2 separate regions of the Homo sapiens genome follow, and region 1 is linked to region 2. The links are chromatin loops, found by intact Hi-C in ENCODE. Cell type or tissue: adrenal gland. All regions are shown on one strand. Region 1 overlaps GNL3 (G protein nucleolar 3). Region 2 overlaps NISCH (nischarin).

Region 1 (2,500 bases), 220 kb after region 2:
TTTTCCAGTCTTCCGGTCTGACAAATGGAATAATAGAAGAAAAGGACATACATGAAGAATTGCCAAAACGGAAAGAAAGGAAGCAGGAGGAGAGGGAGGATGACAAAGACAGTGACCAGGAAACTGTTGATGAAGAAGTTGATGTAAGTGTGTCCTCCATGAGTTAAAACTGAAGTGAGTTTTCTAGCATTATAATACATAATGGAAGGAACTGAAGATAGGAAATATTTGAGGCTTGTGATCCATTAGCCTTAATTTTGCACATCCCGTTATATGTACCTCCAAAGAGTTAATTTTTCAGGTACATAACTACTTGGATTAAATGAGCAGACAAGGGCTACTAATCCAGCACTATTTTTCTTTGTCACACAGGAAAACAGCTCAGGCATGTTTGCTGCAGAAGAGACAGGGGAGGCACTGTCTGAGGAGACTACAGCAGGTGAGGCAGGCAAAAGGGGTTCTAACGAAGCAGCATGGTATAGAATCACTTTTACTTTTTGAAAATCTCTTTATTTTCCTGCAATATAGGTGAACAGTCTACAAGGTCTTTTATCTTGGATAAAATCATTGAAGAGGATGATGCTTATGACTTCAGTACAGATTATGTGTAACAGAACAATGGCTTTTTATGATTTTTTTTTTAACATTTTAAGCAGACTGCTAAACTGTTCTCTGTATAAGTTATGGTATGCATGAGCTGTGTAAATTTTGTGAATATGTATTATATTAAAACCAGGCAACTTGGAATCCCTAAATTCTGTAAAAAGACAATTCATCTCATTGTGAGTGGAAGTAGTTATCTGGAATAAAAAAAGAAGATACCTATTGAAAAATGTAAGTTTTATTTACAGATCAGGCCACAGGTTACAAAATTAAAACCAACAGCAGTTTTGAATTATCTGTACCAGCTAGCTGAACTAGCCATATCAGTTCTTCTTTCCAGTCATTCAGCATTGTAGTAAGAAAACACTTGGTAAGGCAGATGGAGACATATTTATAGTCTATAGTCTGTCTGGGAAGCTGACTGCCAGACAGGGCAGTTTGTCATCTTTACCTAGCTGACACATCTTTTTCCATGGCTTGCTACCGATAGGCATTGAAGCCTAGCAACTGTTACTTCCCACGCATGCTATCTTCCAGGACTTCCTGAGAAATGCTTGCTTACAGTTCAAATTCTGTTTCACTTTATGTTTGAGATCTCGGTATATCTTCGGATTAGGTTGAATTTGCCTGTTGGGTCTGGAATATACCATTTTTCCCAAACATCAGTATATGAAGCAGTCCTTCCCCATGGCTTCAAATGTCCATTCCAATGGAGTAACTTGGCAGCCTTTACAAACTGAGGTGAATATCGTTTTCCAGCACTGGAACCTTACATTTGAGACAAAAATAGCCACATCGTTGCGCCATGTGAAATTGTGCAGAAAACTTACTTAAGGGAAACAAAGAATATACCCCATCCCTGAGGATAGTTCTTTAGATACCAATTCTTTACTAGCTTATGCCACTGGTTAATTCTACTTACCAAGGTGGCGGACATTCCACATAGGATCGATGGTAGAGTGCTGTTGATAAAATACGATAAGCAGAGGAGGTGTTGTGATGCTACCAGCCAGGGTTCTGCTATACAGTCCCTCTCTTGGTGGGACAGAAAACAAATGTTTGTTAGTGAAAAGTACTGACTAACTCCTGTTAGTCAAGACTCTAGGAATTGAAATACAACAGTTTTTCACAGCTAGGCCAGTTACATACTTACTCTACATTGAGTTTCATCCATTTTTCCAGTTGGTTAGTTATATTCTGTCGTTTCCATTCCGTCAGGTTTGCAACAAAAACTCCAGGATTAAATGAGCAAGTGCTGGCTTTCATGGAAAGCTTACGAATTCTTTCCTTTTTATAGTCAAGATAGCCAATGTAATTGTACTAAAAACACAAATAGGATATATGTACTTACTGCTTCAAACAAAATAGATACAATTTTATAGCCAGTAGAGAGAAGAGCTGTTAAACTGACTTCTTCAGATTAGAAAATAAATATTTGAAATTCCAAGTTAGAATAGGAACCTAGATGTTGACATAATAAACCAGATGTTCAAGAACAATTAGGCTGTCAAGTCCATGAAGAAGTCTACAGAAAAGCAGGCTTGAGTTTTGGGATGAAATGATTGGGGAGTGTAAATTGCAGCAAAAGAGTTCCCTGAATTTGCAACCTCTTCCCATTAAACAATATTGTAGGAAGAGGGGTGTTTGGTAAGCAATTTACCTGGTTTCCTGCTCCACGGATGACAACTTTAGTAGAGGCTGAATCACAATCTTCTGAAAATGCAGCTGCATGTCCTGGCTTCAGTGCTGTATTGTAAAGGGCAAGAATATCACCTGAAATAGACAAGATGTTAAGATTTACATTTCCGTTGCCTTGAGAGTTCCCTGTTACTCCCACTTCTCCCTATGGTGACCTTTTATAGAAGACCATAAATAAACCACTACAGCCCACTGTAGC
Region 2 (2,500 bases):
GTCAGGGGCTCAGCCCAGACTTGGGCTGTGTTCCAAAGCGCTGTGGTGGGTGCTGGAAGGTGGGTAGCACACTGCTCCCTCGCACCTGGTTTGTGCTTACCTGAAAGGGCTCAGATGGCAGATAGAAGCTGACCCTGGGTCCCATCCCTGCCAGAGAGCACAGTTATAGTAGCTCATGTGTGATGAATGCTTCCTGTTTGCATCTTACTGCCTTCCCCCAGGAGCCACAGGTATAGGGAAGGATACGGGGTCAGCGGCCCAGTCACCAGCCTGAGGGCACATGGCTGGGAGGAGTGGAGCGAGGACCAAGCAGCAGTCAGTTGGGCTCAGAACCCATCCTGCTTCCAGGCTCTGCACCACGCTGGCACCATAGGCCTGCGCCTGACCTGGGTGTTTGCATTTCGGAGGTTGCAGCATAGGTGTGTCACCCAGAATGCTGTCCCTCTCCGCAGCCTCACTCTGGCCCAGTGCCTTTGGTCTCGACTCGGCCTCACTCCTCCCTCAGTGGCTCCCCAGCCTCACAGCCCCACAGCCCTGCCCTCCTCTGTCATCACATGTCTAGGGTTGCCCTGTGCCTAGCAGGCACCCAGGAGGGCAGCAGCTCCTGCATGCCCAGGGCGCTGGCTTTGCCCTGACACAGTGGGTGCTTGCCAACTGCTTGTTGACAGAAAAGGTGGAAATCCTGGCTGCACGAGGGCTGGGGCTGCGGCTGGACACTTATCCTTCAGGGCATGGCTCTTGCAGGAGAACAGCTCCTGGGGGCCGGCGAGGTCTTTGCCATTGGACCCCTGCAGCTGTATGCCGTCACGGAGCAGCTGCAGCAGGGAAAGCCCACGTGCGCCAGTGGGGATGCCAAGACCGACCTCGGGCACATCCTGGACTTCACCTGTCGCCTTAAGTACCTTAAGGTAAAGCTGCAGCAGCTCAGTCATGGAGAGCCCCGCAGTCGGTGGGGGTGCAACCTGCGGGGGACTGGCTGGCAGTTTGTGTGAAGGAGACCATGGGGGACTGTTGGTGGAAGGAAGGCCGCCCGGTTATTCTTGGCACTATGCTTCTGGCTGTGGGCACCAGGGGGCGGTCGTGACCCAGTGTCCCGTTAAATTAAGTCCTGGCCTGAGCCTGCTTTGTTGAAGACAGAAGTGGTCAAAGTTGTCTTCAACTTGTCAGCTGCTGCAGCACTCCCCGATGGGCATGCGACACTGTTCCCAATTTAAGCCTTATCTTTGGCTTCAGGTTTCTGGCACAGAAGGACCTTTTGGGACCAGCAACATTCAGGAGCAGCTCCTGCCGTTCGACCTATCAATATTCAAGTCCCTGCATCAGGTGGAGGTAAGGCCCAGCGCTGCACAGCATCCTCTCGCTCCCAACTCAGAGGCTAGAGAGTGTTTGTGATGTTGGGTGTCCTAATTTAATCATAAGGTGCTGTGCTTTCGTGTTTGGCAGTATGTGACAGGTTCTGCGTAGGTGACCAGGCCCTCTGAAGGCGGAGAAAGAGAGGCCTCTCCTGTCCCTGGCTGGTCTGCACACACCTTCCCTGGCGTGAGCTGCAGGGGCGGTTAGCCAGGGTGGAGCACCAGCACCTGGCTCATTCTAGGACTCCTCATAGGGGCAGGGGGCATGTGTACCTCAAGTTCAAGTCCTGGGAAGTCATCCTGGGGGTCAGACAGAACTAAATACAAGTCTGTATTTCCCAAGGCCGATTGGCAAAGAGCTTTGAAGATGCCCTGCCCTCTGGGGCACCCACACAAGAAACACTCTGCATCTGTCACTACTGGACTCTTTGGTTTGCGATGCCAATTTTAGCATTTTTGAAAAGAAAAGTCAGTAATGAATACAAAAAAAGTTTTAAAGCATAATTTTTTGAGCATGGCTTTTGTGTTCTGCCCTGTGGCCCCATGTCTCCTTGATTGAATCTTCCCAACAGCCCCGTGAAGAGGGCACTTTTATTTCCATTTTACAGTTGGGGAAACTGAGGCTTGGGCAGATAAGGAAGTTTGGCCAGGGCCACACAGTTAATGAGCGGAAACCTGGGATTTGAATTCAGCTGAGACTGCCTCCAGAGCCTCTGCTGTGCACTGGGCTGTTCCGTCTACAGTGGTCTAGGGAAACTTGTGGTGTGCCCTGCTGCCGATTGAGGACAGGGAAGTGAAGGGGAAACCCGACCCAGCCCTGCCAAGCAGGCTGAGGCTCTGGATCTGGGTCTTGGGTGTGCTTGGGCAGGTGGCTTGGGGAGTGTGCTTTGACCTGTGGCCTGCCCCTCCTCACCACAAGACAGCTCAGTTCCATGGAGTGGGGGCTGGGTGAACAGGAGGATCCACCCCACTCGCTGTGCTGTGGAGGCCCCTTGTTCTCCCCAGCAGTTTCCATGACCCACACTTTATGTTCACCTGCCAAGCCCCAGGCAGCCCTTACAGAGGAAATGGAATTTGTGGTCCATTGTGAGTCTGAGGGGCCAGGCACCTTTCTTACTAGATACTTCAGGGAATGTTTGGTCGGCACT

What was found. A loop is a pair of places that touch in the nucleus more often than their neighbours do. Peaks named below come from ENCODE experiments on the same cell type or tissue, not always from the same donor. Only the 100,000 strongest peaks of a DNase experiment are listed, where the experiment ranks them.
Region 1: a loop joins it to region 2, with 2.4 times the contacts of the local background. A loop is called at or near these places in 34 of 110 quality-filtered maps.

The regions. Positions count from the first base shown.
Region 1 is chr3:52,693,665-52,696,164 of GRCh38, forward strand. It overlaps GNL3 (G protein nucleolar 3), which reads left to right. Exons shown (of 15, transcript NM_014366.5): 13 at 1-143; 14 at 373-439; 15 at 529-833. The coding sequence ends at 611. GLT8D1 (glycosyltransferase 8 domain containing 1) reads right to left here. Exons shown (of 10, transcript NM_018446.4): 7 at 2,264-2,376; 8 at 1,757-1,923; 9 at 1,526-1,638; 10 at 822-1,371. The coding sequence ends at 1,181. Among named protein-coding and RNA genes, the nearest start is that of SNORD69, 2.2 kb to the left of the region's middle. In adrenal gland, no CTCF peak of the experiment used is centred here; no DNase peak of the experiment used is centred here.
Region 2 is chr3:52,471,070-52,473,569 of GRCh38, forward strand. It overlaps NISCH (nischarin), which reads left to right. Exons shown (of 21, transcript NM_007184.4): 5 at 745-908; 6 at 1,234-1,329. Among named protein-coding and RNA genes, the nearest start is that of NISCH, 17 kb to the left of the region's middle. RefSeq lists an enhancer at 165-665. In adrenal gland, CTCF peaks have their summits at 1,063 (motif pointing right) and 1,263; a DNase peak (open chromatin) is centred at 1,062; H3K27ac peaks cover 1,897 bases.